Linked DNA regions of Homo sapiens: region 1 is linked to region 2. A link is a contact called in ENCODE Hi-C or POLR2A ChIA-PET data. All regions are on one chromosome and are shown on one strand. The core of a region is the stretch at or near the end of the contact, and the rest is flanking DNA. Distances in the headings are between cores, read along the strand shown.

Evidence for each region. A loop is a pair of places that touch in the nucleus more often than their neighbours do. ChIA-PET counts read pairs that join two places held with the same protein, here RNA polymerase II (POLR2A).
Region 1: a loop to region 2 is called in a map of sigmoid colon, with 2.0 times the contacts of the local background. The contact joins the enhancer-like site here to the promoter of AMOTL1 in region 2. A Hi-C loop is called at or near these places in 3 of 168 maps with a recorded cell type or tissue (mammary epithelial cell, psoas muscle and sigmoid colon). POLR2A ChIA-PET finds 5 or more read pairs at or near these places in 7 of 52 experiments (AG04449, AG04450, BJ and 4 more).

Annotation. Positions count from the first base shown.
Region 1 is chr11:94,809,860-94,816,338 of GRCh38, reverse strand. The region is part of intron 3 of AMOTL1 (angiomotin like 1); the gene reads right to left. Among named protein-coding and RNA genes, the nearest start is that of AMOTL1, 45 kb to the right of the region's middle. Within about 2 kb of position 1,874, at least 2 of the 41 ENCODE cell types and tissues checked have a DNase peak (open chromatin) inside an H3K27ac peak, as active enhancers do.
Region 2 is chr11:94,763,534-94,769,803 of GRCh38, reverse strand. AMOTL1 (angiomotin like 1) reads right to left here and starts at 1,448. Exons shown (of 13, transcript NM_130847.3): 1 at 1,244-1,448. The coding sequence starts at 1,292.

The DNA.
Region 1 (6,479 bases), core at 625-3,124, 46 kb before region 2:
AGCACAGAATGTTATGCTGGAGAAGACATTTCCTTTAGGCCTTTAGGATAAAACATTTTTAGTGTAAGGCCACAACAAACAAACAGCACCCGAGGAATAAAACTTACGGGAGCCAAAAGTGAGTTGAAGGAGATATTTACTATTTCGGGGCTTTTAAAAGGGGAGAGGAAGCTGAAACAGCAAGATACAATAAAAGTTAAACTTTGGGTTAAAAAATTAAAATGTCTTGTAATTTTGTTAAGGGTAAATCAATATCTTAAAAAAAGTTTCATTGTACTACCCAATTCTTTAGTGCATAAGTGTTTTTTTAAAATATCAAAACACAATCTCTAGAAAGACCATTATAAATAATTTCTCTTTCATTACAGACAACTTGATCATATAAAGTTTTTCTTCCCCCATAAAACTTTACTTTTACAAACCTTATTATGACTTACACAGACCATTCATGGCATACGTGGACTTTCTGGTTTGTCCTGAATATCCCTCTTTCTTAACCAGTCATTTTATTCTAGGAAAAAAATTTACCATACAAGATTCTTTCTCATATAAAATTATTTTCCTTTTTAACCTTTCTTGCCAAAAATACCTTTTTATATTTATAATTTTCTTTACAATGCTTTTATATACTGGTTACCATTACCTTGTTTTATAAATAACTTTTAAATAAACTTTGAATGAGACAAATATTATTTTCCTTTAAATAAGAACACATTTCTTTTATAGAAAAACATTTTTCTATAATTTATTTAAAAATTGGAAATGACCCAGACATTCAATGAATACGTATTATGTAACTTTAGATTTTAAATTATATGATAAGTTTATTTATAGGCATTTATTCCACTACATTTATCTAACTAATTGTTTTTTCAACCAGATTACTTATTAAAACTGTGATAGTTATCATTAAAAATGTTAACCATTTTATAACCTGTGGAGTTCAGGTTTTCCTAAGAACCTTAACATTAGACAAATTTTTTTTTTGTTTGTTTTTGCCAATAACTCAGGATTTAGCTGTTTTCATTAACTGAACAATACTGAATTCCTTATTTATCAAAGTTTACATAAAAAAAGATAATTTTCTTTTGTGCTACATTTATAACTTTATAGCCCTCATGCCACATTTTTACATCTAGCAGAGATAAATATTAAGCCACTTTACCAATGAATCTAAACGATAATTTATGTTGACAATTCTGAAGCCATTTCTAATTACATTTCATGAATACTTTTAAAACTAGCTTATTTATTAAAAATTTACTTAAGTCACATAAACTTGAAAAAGCATTTGGCTCAAAGTCTACTTTTTTCTGGTGGCTGGATTGTAAAAAGTGTTCAATAAATGTTTGCTGTAATAGAAAAAATTTACCAGGCTTCTCATGAATGCCCAGTGCTAAGCTCTGTATTAGGGGGTGTGGGATACAATGATAATAATTATAATCATGGTGAGAATATCTAACATTTATGCAGTGCTTACTATGTATCAGACTCTGACAACTGAATAAGTGGCATTATAGTCCCATGAAACGGAGATACAGGATGTCTAGTAAGCTTCCTCTCTGATTTCACAATCTAATAGGGAAACAGGCTCACAAATAGACAATTAGAACATGGAGTTATAGTCACAAGTAGTTTATCAGTAAGTGTGGGCTCCCATCCTCTCTTTTCCCCTTTTCTTTGTGTCCCCATTACTTGCACGTGTTTATCGTAATAGGGGCCCATCAATAACATTATCTTTGCAAGCCGAGGATAGGCTGTTTCATAGCACTGGTATGATTTTCTGTGAAATTGTCCTGTTCCCTTCTGACACTCCTTCTCCCTCGTTTACACTAAGCTCAGATCTGCTTGTACAGACCTTTGAGCTCACTCACCCCAGCTGGCTGAGCAGTGGAGCCAAGGAATAGAAGTTTCTCTCCTGCCTGCACATTGTCCATCGTAATGTGGTATTTATTAGCATGAATGCGTAACTGAGTTATTTGTGAGGCCAGTGCTCTCTGTTTGATAGAAAATTTCCCATTTTGAAAAAGCCCATTCTTTCCTGTCCCTTAAGCTTGGCAAACCTGCCTTTTCTGCACTGTCATTCAGGTAACTAGTCACCATCACTGATGACGTATGCTGGCATCAAGAAAGCACTATCACCTGATTTCAGCCTCTCTCCTTGGTTTTCCTTGTAATTGCTACCTGACATAAAAAGATGATGGAGAAGATAAGCTCCCATTGACCATAAGTGACTTCCAAATCCCAGAGTTAAATAAATGTTAAAAGATAGAAGCCCCACCCGAAGCTACCTGAGTAGAAGGGGAGGGAGTTGTAGACTCATCTGTGCCCCTCAGCCTGTAGGAGACAGCTGCGTTTCCTCTTCACATTAAGTGAAGTGTGAAAGGGAATACTCAGGAGGTGGGAATGGGTTTCTGCCCTTTCATTCAAAAGCAGTGGTGTAATCTGTGGCATTTTGGCTCTTACCAAGAGAACCTCTTTTCCCTGAAAAATGTATTATTGTAGGATTTAGCCAGCCTGCAGGAAGCACTGACTCAGTGACAGATGTGTAGTGTTTTGGGTCCATTCCTGATCGAAGCTCCTGTGACCTGGGGTGAAAGCAGGGCATTGTGAATTTCACTCTTGTGGTGGAGTTGGACTTCCTTGTACACATGGGACGACATGTATATTCACACGCACTTCAGTGTGGAAGGGGCACAAATTCACCAAGATGCAGAAATGCTTTGTGTCTAAAGAGATGGCAGGTTATGCAGTGGGTGTGTAGCGAGAGAGGGGAGGGATGGTTTAGGTGTGCCCACTGATAACATTCCTTTCTGAAAACTGCGGATGGTTGCAAGGTGAAGTCACTTATGGAATAAAGAATTGCACTGAGCTCTCCAGTTCTTTACCTTGCCTGGGGAACGTTGATCCCAGTTATTTCAACATGAAATGGGAGGGCTGCTAAATTGAAGGCCTAAGGAAATCCAGCTGGGAAACACATCCTGAGCCCAGATGGAGTGTCTTGAGTTCAGTTACCAAGCAAGGCCTGAGGCTAATTATTCTGTTAGGATCTGCTGGACTTATTCTGAGGCCATCTCTATGAAGGTCTGCGTATCCATGTAGGGAGGGCTGAAGTGATCCTTGTCAAATTGTCTTCTAGAGTTTGACATTCAGCTGTTAGGAGTTGGCATTCAGAGGAAACCTGGCTATGAGAAATACTTACAAAATGAGAGCTACAGAGGCTGACAGGCTCACAAACATTTCAGCAAACATACTTAAAAGGAAAATATAAGGCTAGGTGACCTCCTGCGGAGAATGGGGGTAGCTCTGAGAGCTTTCGCTATGGATGGCTACAAGTTATGGAAGGTTGCATATGTCACTGTTACTGATTAGAAGCAGCTGGCTCTTCAGAGGACTGACTCAGCCCTTTGATATGGAATGTGGATGATTTGGGATTTCATGCTAATGCTTAGTATCTAAGCTGCAGTTCCCAGATTGCGACCCAGTGGTTGAGATCAACAGAAAAATGAGTTTCCCAAGTCTTTGCAGAAGAGACACAGCTGTGGTTGGAGAACTACACATCAAGACTTTGTTTGCTTTTGTGAATGGCAAATAAATCTTGGGACCCCAAAATCACTAAGCCAAAGGGAAAAGTCGAGCTGGAAACTGTATCAGGCAAACCCGCCTCCTATTTTATTCTTAAATAAGATAGCTACAAAGACAAAACAAAACAAAACAAAACAAAAAACTATATACTTTCCTCACAATTTGCCCACAAGGAAATTCCTTATGGACAAAGGACAGACACAACTCAAAATCATCCCTCTGCTTACCTGAGAAATACATGTGATTGCTTCCTCTGCCCTACTGTTTCACTAAGCAAGACTAAGGCATAAGCGACTATTCTTTTACCCTCCTCTCACATGTAAATTGTGTATTCAGTTGAAAGCTAATCAGAGACTCTAAATAATGCAACAGATTGTCTCTTATCTACCCATAATGTGGAAGCCCCCTCCCCCACCTCAAGTTGTCCTGCCCTTCTGGACCAAACCAATATACACCTTACATTCATTGGCTGTGTCATGGGTGCATTCTTAAGCTTGACAAAATAAACTTCCTGAGATCTGTCTCAGATACTTTGGGGTTCACAAATTGGAAACCTGAAGGGATTCTGAGTGGTGGTTCCCCTGTACTTTGACAAATCTATGGGTGCTTCGTAGCAGCTTAAGATACCTTTAAGGCTCGGATCAATAGGACAATTTGCTGAGGCCTGGCAACTTCCCCTCCGGAGAATCCCTGATTTCCCCAAATGTGATCGAGATCTAAAGTTTATTTTGCTGTACAGCTCCTTTTCTGGAGTTTTGCTTTCTTCCAACAAGGAAGACAAGTTTTTCTGCATGATGGAGTGCAGGTAACTCCTTTCTGGAGTTTTAGCTTGCTTCCAACAGGGAAGGCAAGTTAGAGTTTTTTTCCTGTTTATAGGATGGTAGAGAGCAGTCATTAGCCTGAGCCCCACTCCTAGGTAAGTAGCTGAATTGGGGTTTTGTCTTGGCTAAACTTAACAACCAGCTGGTCTTAATTTCTCCTTAACTTTAAAGTGCTCAGTAATTGTATAAATTGTGAGATTGTTTGTTTTGCATAACTGTTTTGTTGTTGTTGTTGCTTGTTTGTTTCTGTTGTTGTTTCCATCTGTTTCCTATTGGGTTTGACCAGCTCTATCTGACTTGATCAAATCCAAGGGAAAGTTTCAAATTATGGGGAACAAGGCCTCTGAATTGGCTAAATTCCCACATCTGAAAAAAAAAAATGGGAAAAGGAAAATGACAGCCAGCAAAAGGTAAAAAAAAGAATTTTTTTTTTCTCGGAGGCAGAGTCTTGCTCTGTCGCCCAGGCTGGAGTGCAGTGGCATTAATCTTGACTTACTGCAACCTCCACCTCCTGGGTTCAAGGGATTCTCCTGCCTCAGCCTCCCGAGCGGCTGGGACTACAGGCGTGCACCACCACACCCAGCTAATTTTTTTGTATTTTTAGTAGAGACGGGGTTTCACCATGTTAGCCAGGGTGGTCTCGAACCCCTGACCTCAGCCATTCCACCTGCTGCAGCCTCCCAAAGTGCTGGGATTACAGCACTTTCAGCAGGCCTGAAAGATTTTTGATTTTGACCACTTGAGGGGCTTTATTTACATAACAAGGGCACCTTTATTTATGTAACAAGCCAAGCCAAACTGAAGTAGCAATGGCTGTTGCCCCATGCTGCAGTTCAGTAGCTAAAGGTAGCTAAGGTTCTGCCCCCAATTTTTTGTCACCACGATAGCCTGGGATTGGTTCCTAAATCAGGCTCTTTCTGGTTTGACATTTGTATTAGTTTTGAAATATCAGCAATTTGTTTTAGCTAAAATATGGTAATGAGACTTAAAATTTTTTTTTCTTAAGTAGCTCAATGGTTAGCAGTCAATTAAAAGCTAATATCCAAGATATGTGTGTGTACGCGTGTGTGTGTGTGTGTGTGTGTGTGTGTGTGTGTGTGTCTTTTATTTTTCTCTCCTAGGATCTTTCTTTTTTTTTTGAGAAAAAGTTTTTTTCTCTTCTCAGTTGACTGAATTCTGTTTTCTCCATTTACTTCTGCTCTCTCTCCTTTCTCTTGCCACACTCTGCTGCATAAGGGACCTGAAATAGTTTCTAATAGCCCAGGATTCCTTAAAGAAAACAAAGAAGGCACCAGACTCCCTTTTGGGGAGAAACCTCTGTTTTTCCTTATGGAACCCCAAGAGTGTAAACAGATAAGTTTGTCTCAGATCTTAAACTGCTTGCTTTACTAGTGTATTACCTCATACCTCATTTCTTTTCTTTTTTTTTTTTTTTTGGACTAAAATAGTTATTGTAGCAGAGATTACTCTGGGGTGTTTAAAGTAAGAAAGAGAGTAGTTTAGACACTTAGAGAAATGTCTTTGTTTGAAAAAAAGTGCACTATGAAAGCGTCACGTGGTCTAGCCCCATACTAGTTCTCTTTTTGGAGACCCAGGATTCAGTGTGGGCTCTGCCCAGAGTTCACAGATCCAGTTAAAAGACAGAGACTAAATTTAGAACTACCTATCTAAATAAAATTGGTTTCCTTATACAATTCTATGATAGATTTCTGTAATTTTATGTTTGACTTGGCATCCATTTTTAATCTCCCTGTAGTACCACCAGACTCTTTCTCTCTGTACCTTGAGATATAAATTTCACTATCTGATTTTTCACAAGAGTTGGCCCTTTAATATGCAAATTTAGGGCTATGTAGCTGACATCTGCCTGGAGTAATAAAACAGGTTATCAAGAAATTGGAAGTCTAAAATAGGAGGAAAAAAAAGAGGTGTTATGAATCTATAAGATCTATTTCTATGTGTCTAGTATATCTATGTATTTGTGTCACGTATATGTTTCACTACTAAAAATACATAAAAGCTCTAATTAATTGGCTTAAAGGAAAAAGTGCTTAAATCAAACACTTTATCAGA
Region 2 (6,270 bases), core at 199-2,698:
AAAATGGGAAACCAAGGCCTCACAGAGAAAGGGAGCTGAGGGACCATGGGGACAAAATGTTGGGTCCAAACCGCATCGTCTCAGGAGGCCGCACGCTCAGGGCCCACCTCTGAAACCCCAGTCCAGGTGATCCACACGCTAGCCCGGCCAAAAGGTATTTGCCACGCGGAGACAGGAAACCAACACCGAAGCCAAAAAGGCAAAAATCTTCGAACAAAAATGGAAAAGGAAAGTCTTCCTAGTCATCAGTAAAGATAGGAAGAGTAGGGTGGGCGAGGCGCGGGAGCTTTGCGCAGATACCCGGGATTCTCGGCCTGGGGCTCTGAGGGGGGAAACTTGGACACGTCGCCGCGAGCGCAGTCCAGGTAGCGGAGGCCCTAGAGGTGCGCGCCAGGGCTCGTCTGCTCTGCCGCCGCGTCCTCCAGCCCGGCCGCCTATGGGGCACGCTCGGTCCCTGTCCCGGCACTAGGCCACCGTTCCGCTCGGCTGTCATCGGCCAACGTACCACTCTCCCTCCTGCCACAAATGTCACATTCCAAGAAAAAACAGTTCCATTTGGAAAGTTTAAATTTTCTCCCCGCGAAAGCAGATTATTGTAAAGGCAGCCCTAACAGGCAAGCGGGAGCTGGATGTAACTCTCCAGTTTGTCAAAGAAACTTGTCTGGGGAGAGAACAAAGAAGGAGCAGCAGCTAACGCGATCCGAGCGTCTGGGGCTGGGGTGCGACCCTTTCGTCGCCCCCACCCGCCAGAGCCGGGTCTGGCCGGCGGGCAGAAAGGGTCCAGTCCACAGCGCCAGAGCCCGTCGGGCGGGCCGGTGCGCGCGCCTTTGTCTCGCGCCGGGGAAAGCTGCACCGGACACCCCCTTCCGTCCCCTCCCTCGCCGCGAGACCCGCGCGCGGGCGCGGGCGCGCCTCGGAGTGTCTGGCCATATGGCTGCGCCCCTCAGGAAAGGCCAGCCCCGCGTCGGGCGCGCAGCACCCCGGGGCCCAAACCCCGGGGCCACAACTTCAGTCAACGTGGGTCGCGGGGCGGCAAGACGCTGAGGCCCGGCCCGCAGGCAACTGGACCTGGAGCGGGGCAAGGGAACCCGCTTAAAAACAACAATCTGGGATCTCAGCCCCGGGCCCCCAGAAGCTGCCCCCTTCCGTGAGCAGCAGGGGCCCGGGGAGCCCGGGGCGACTGGGTTCTTCGCGTGGGAGACTCGGAGACGCCCTCCCGGCACCTCGAGTGGGGGCTGGTTACCTTTCACCGCAGGCTCACAAGTTCCCCGGCGCAACTTTGCCCTCCACATGAGGCGATCATGGCTAGTTCAGTCCCTCGGCTGGGGAAGACGGCTGCCGGGCAGCGCGGGGAAGTGGCGCCGGACAATCAACCCCATTCACACAGGGCTTCACCTCCAGCCCCAAACCCGACAACCGCTGCTGGGTCCTAGAGCTTCTCGCGCGCTCCCGCCGCCGTCCGCGCTCCCCGCTCCCCGCGCGCGGGCCGGGGAGGGTCGCCCGGGCTCGTCACTAGAACCCTACACTCCACCCCCGCCGTGGCGCCCGGCCGCTGGGCCCTAGAGCCCGTCTGCAGACACCCGCCGCCCCTCCCCGGGCCGCGAGACTGCCAGGCTGAAATTGCCCAGAGCTCAAGCTGACGTGTCTCCCTGAGACTTAGGAGGGCGACAGCATCCCTTCCTTTGTCCCCTGCCGGGTTTTGATTAATTTCAGACTCACCAGTTCTCCCTCCACTTTGTCTTCCTTCCCCACCAGCCCAATGCCGGCCAAAATTCTGTTTCCGGATCTGCCCAAAAGTCTAGATTTGCTTAGGTTGGTTTTTTTTCTTCTTAAGTGGAATTTCCAGGTAGAAAGTGGCCACACTTTTCTCAGCATTCCCCAGGCCCCAGTGCTTCCATCACGCACTTGAGATTGGGCGATAAGCTGCTACTATGTGCTCCGTTGACAAACAGAAGGGCCAAAACAGACCTGACAGCCTCGGATATTAAATGTGTTCGCAGAACCGTACATCCTCTGGCCATAAATCCCCAGGCTGTTATCTGCCTGAGTAGAGGTAAAGAAAGTAAGCGACTCTGGGAAAATGTTGCCCCACCTCTTAAAATCAGGCTGTGCTGAGAACTACTCATCCACCTCATTATATTGGTTTATACTGGCGGCTCTCTGGAGCCCTAATCTGGGGTGCCCGAGCCTGCCCCATAGCACTTCTGCCTGGCTTTTTCCGGGCAGCTCTACTGCTTGGAGAAGAGAAAGCTAGGTAACTGTACAGTTGCTGCCCAGGATGTTAGTGGGAGAGTTAGCGCACACCAAGCCTCTCTTATCTGGTGCTCCCTGCCTCTGTTTACCTGCTATCTAGGTCCGGCCTTCAGGGACTCCTCCCTGGATTGTGGCAGTTCCCTAACTAGACTGCCAGCAGTTTTACCTCTCATCAGTTCTGGTGGGTTGCATGTCCTGATTCTGATTCCCCTGATGGGCCCTCCTACTGAGTAAACTCTGCTCTCAAGATAAAGCCCAAATGTAATCATTTAACAATTATTTATGAAATGCCTACTCCATTTAAAGTCATCTACCCTGGTACACACAAAAGAAACTTAGCACACAAAAGAAACTTAGAGCAGCTGACCAGCCCTTCAAGGATCTGTTATCTGTCTAAGAAGACAAGATGTGTGAACAGAAAACAGGCAAGCAACAAAGCAGGAGATCCAAGTACTGCAGATGCCTGGGAAGGGCGGAGAGAGGCACTGACTACACAGAAGGAAAAGCCTGGGAGGGTGGTGGAGTTCAGACACAGCAGAAAGAGGAAAAGGCAGCACTGGGCAAGCAGAGGCAAAAGCCAAGAGGGAGATGACAAGGTCTGGGTGCTTGGGAAGAAGGCATAGAGGAAAGCGTTTTTACCAGAAACGAGGAGAAAACAAGGGAAGGCAGAATAACAACGTCACAAAAATGTAGGCCTGGAAAGAATCTAAGAAAGTGTCAACTAAACCTTTCACTTGCCGGATGAAGAAGCTCAGGCATAGCTGTTGAATGACTTGTCCAATGTTACAGAACAAGTTTAGTAGCAAAGCCAGGTATAGAAACAACCTCTGCCTCAATGTGCCTTGTATTACACATTGTGAACCCTGAATCGCAAATTAGGAGCTGAAGTGGTTATCTTATGGACAGTGAAGGGACCACTGATTCACCTAACATTTGCGCGAATTTAATACAAATTGGGGAAGAAGTGATGGATAGAAAAAGAAGAAAGGAAACTAATCTTTACTAATTGCCCACTCCTAGATACCATCCTATAGTCTAGGAAGCAGCAAAATTTCCAAGTTACAACCATCAAGTTTAGAACAAAACAGGCATGAGCTGAGTTGCAGCTCCACCATTCAGTATCTGTGTGACGCTGAGCAAGTTGCCTAACTTCTCTAAACCTCAGTATCCTTTTTGGCAAGATGAAGAAAATAGCATCTCACAGAGTGGTTGTGAAGACTGAATAAAATAACAAATGTAAAATACTCAGCACAATGCATGTAGTATTCAATATACATTTGCTATTATTATTTCAAGAGACTATCTAGGATAGTTGCAGGAAGCAATGATAGGTGAGGTTGACAGAGGTGATAAAAAGGAAATGAGAGATACCATATCTTTGGAGATACCAGATGTCATAAAGAAAGGTATCAAATCTTTGAAGCAAGATTTTATTCTTCTCATTGACTCGTTGTTTATCCTGGGGAAAAGGACAAAGTAATCAAGTTAACCTAGGCTTTGAGCCCAGTCATAGGAAGAATAGATCTTGCAGTCTTAGAAGAATGGATCATTAGACCAATGACAGATGAAGCACAGTTGAGAAGAGGAAACGGTTTGAGAAAGATGCTGAGTGACTTACTATCCTCTGGGCAAGAGGAAACAAGGAACAAGGGACTGGGTGAGAAGTGGAGGACAGAGGTGTAGAGAAAAGGAGAGATGAAGCTTTGAAGATCAGTTCATTAACAGAATGTCCACAACTGGAAAACAGGGAAAGAAGGAGGGAGAAGAGGAAGAATCTGGAGAAGTAGAAGAGCTGGGAAAAGGTAAAGGCATGGAAGCCAGAGGAAGTTTTAAGAAGTGGGTCCTTCTATCAAATGCTACAGATTCTTAGACCTGCAATGAAGTGCTAGGCACAGCTTGTGGGTTCAAGGATCTTCTGATTCAATCAGGTGGACCTAGCCTAGACTCCTCAAATTAATACCCAGTAATCAGATACATGGAAGCACAGGCAGAAAACACTGCTGGAGACCAATGTTTCCCTCCTGTGCCTTAATTTCCTTATCTGTGAATAAGCTCTACATCAAATGCAGAAAACAATCTTTTCAGGCCTTAACTTAGTTCCTGAATCTATTGTTCAGGAACTAAGGCCTGCAAAAAAAGACTCTGAATTTCACTAGCAAGAAGTTATCAATAACATCTTTCAGTAAGCACACTTGGCTGGAGATTCTGATGTCTGGTTTGTGTCTAATGGAAACAAAGTATGTTTACAATAAAAATTGAACACACCTTCACTAACAGCAAGGTAGTGAACCAGTCCACATCTGTGCCTTCTTTAGATCTATGCACTCATCCTAAAGGTCAGCATCCTTTCTAAAGTGACCCAAGTTGTCATTTACTCATTCCTAAGAAAGCTAAGAAGATGATGGGCCAATTTTAGTGCTCTTTGGGGCAGCCCAGAGAGCAGTCTTTCACTCAAAACAGGACGAGTACCAGGATGTTCCAGTGATACCAAGCTGTTCCCAACAAGCATAGAGGCGGGAAGAATGTTGAAGTAACAGAGGCATCTGGATAGAGGAGAATGAGCAGGGCCTTTACAGTAAGACCTGCTTCTAGTCCATGTTCTATCTATTTCTAGACACGGAGAGCCTCAGCTTCCTCCTCTATAAAATAATAACATTTGCCTCATAAACTTATTGCAAGGGTTAAATGAGATAATACAGGTCAAGTGCTGGGCACATCTAGGAATTCAGTAAAAGTTAGAAACCCTCCTCTTCTCCAGTAATTTGAAATACCAAGGAATTTAAATACTCTATTAAAATGCAAATGTCTTTCTCCTCTCACTTTTCTCAGCACCCCTTCTTGACAAACATTTAAAGTCTTTACCAGCTAATACTTTCACTGAATGGGCCCTAAGAATGGGCTTGGGCTTGCAAAGACAGAGAAGCCAAACAGCAAAAGAAGAGTGGATGAACATGACTACGTAAGGAACAGCTACTACACACAGCCTCACCTGGGACCATCGCTACAACTGGTAGTTCTCCATTAATGACTGTTGAATGAACAAACCAATGATTTGATGCACCCAGGCTGCTTTGATCAAAATGCTTGTTTTGCTCCTAGAACAAGTAAGGATATTTTTTAAGTTCAATTTCAAGCACTTTCTGAAGTGTAACTTATGAAACCAAAGCATGTAAAAATTTAAACTCCTCATGTTCCACCTCCAAATTTCTGAATCTCTAAAGGTGCAGTCCTAGAATCCACTCGAAATGACTCCTAGCACATTGAGGTTTCCAGCTGGCTCACTGGGGTTAGTCAGTGCTCCTGCAATTCACTTTCAGAAGTATTTACTACATCAGAGTGTAGTATGCTAAAGATAAAAAATGATGGTGAACACACTAGAGATTAGACACAAAGCATTATGGGAGCATAGAGGAATGATGCACAGGAAAAAAACGGGCAAGTTCCAAGAAATCCAGGTGCTGAGAGGAGGATATTTCGAGCAAAGGCATGGACACAAGGAAGGAAAGCATACGCTGCCATGCTTCTAAACACCTTTTCTTTTAATTTCTTCTTTTTATAAACATCAAATGGTCACATCAACCCCAGAGTTAATAAACCCCTATATAATCACCAGGTGAGAAGTTTTTTTCCAACCTTTTCTTTCAGTTCTCTGTTTTACAATGGCAATACAGCAGACCCTTGCACAACACAGGTTTGAACAGTGCAGGTCAACTTACACACAGATCTTCCTCCACCTCTGCCACCCTGAACCAGCAAGCCCAACCCACCCCCTTCTTCCTCCTCCTCAGCCTACTCAATGTGAAGATGACAAGGATGAAGACTTTTATGATGATCATCTCTGCCTTGTGATTTTCTTAATAACATTTTCTTTTCTATAGCTTATTATTTATTGTAAGAATACAGTATTAATACATATAACATATGAAATATGTGTTAATCAACTGTTTATATTATCGGTAAGGCTTCCAGTCAACAGTAGGCTATTAGCAGTTAAGTTTTTGGGGAGTCAGAAGTTAT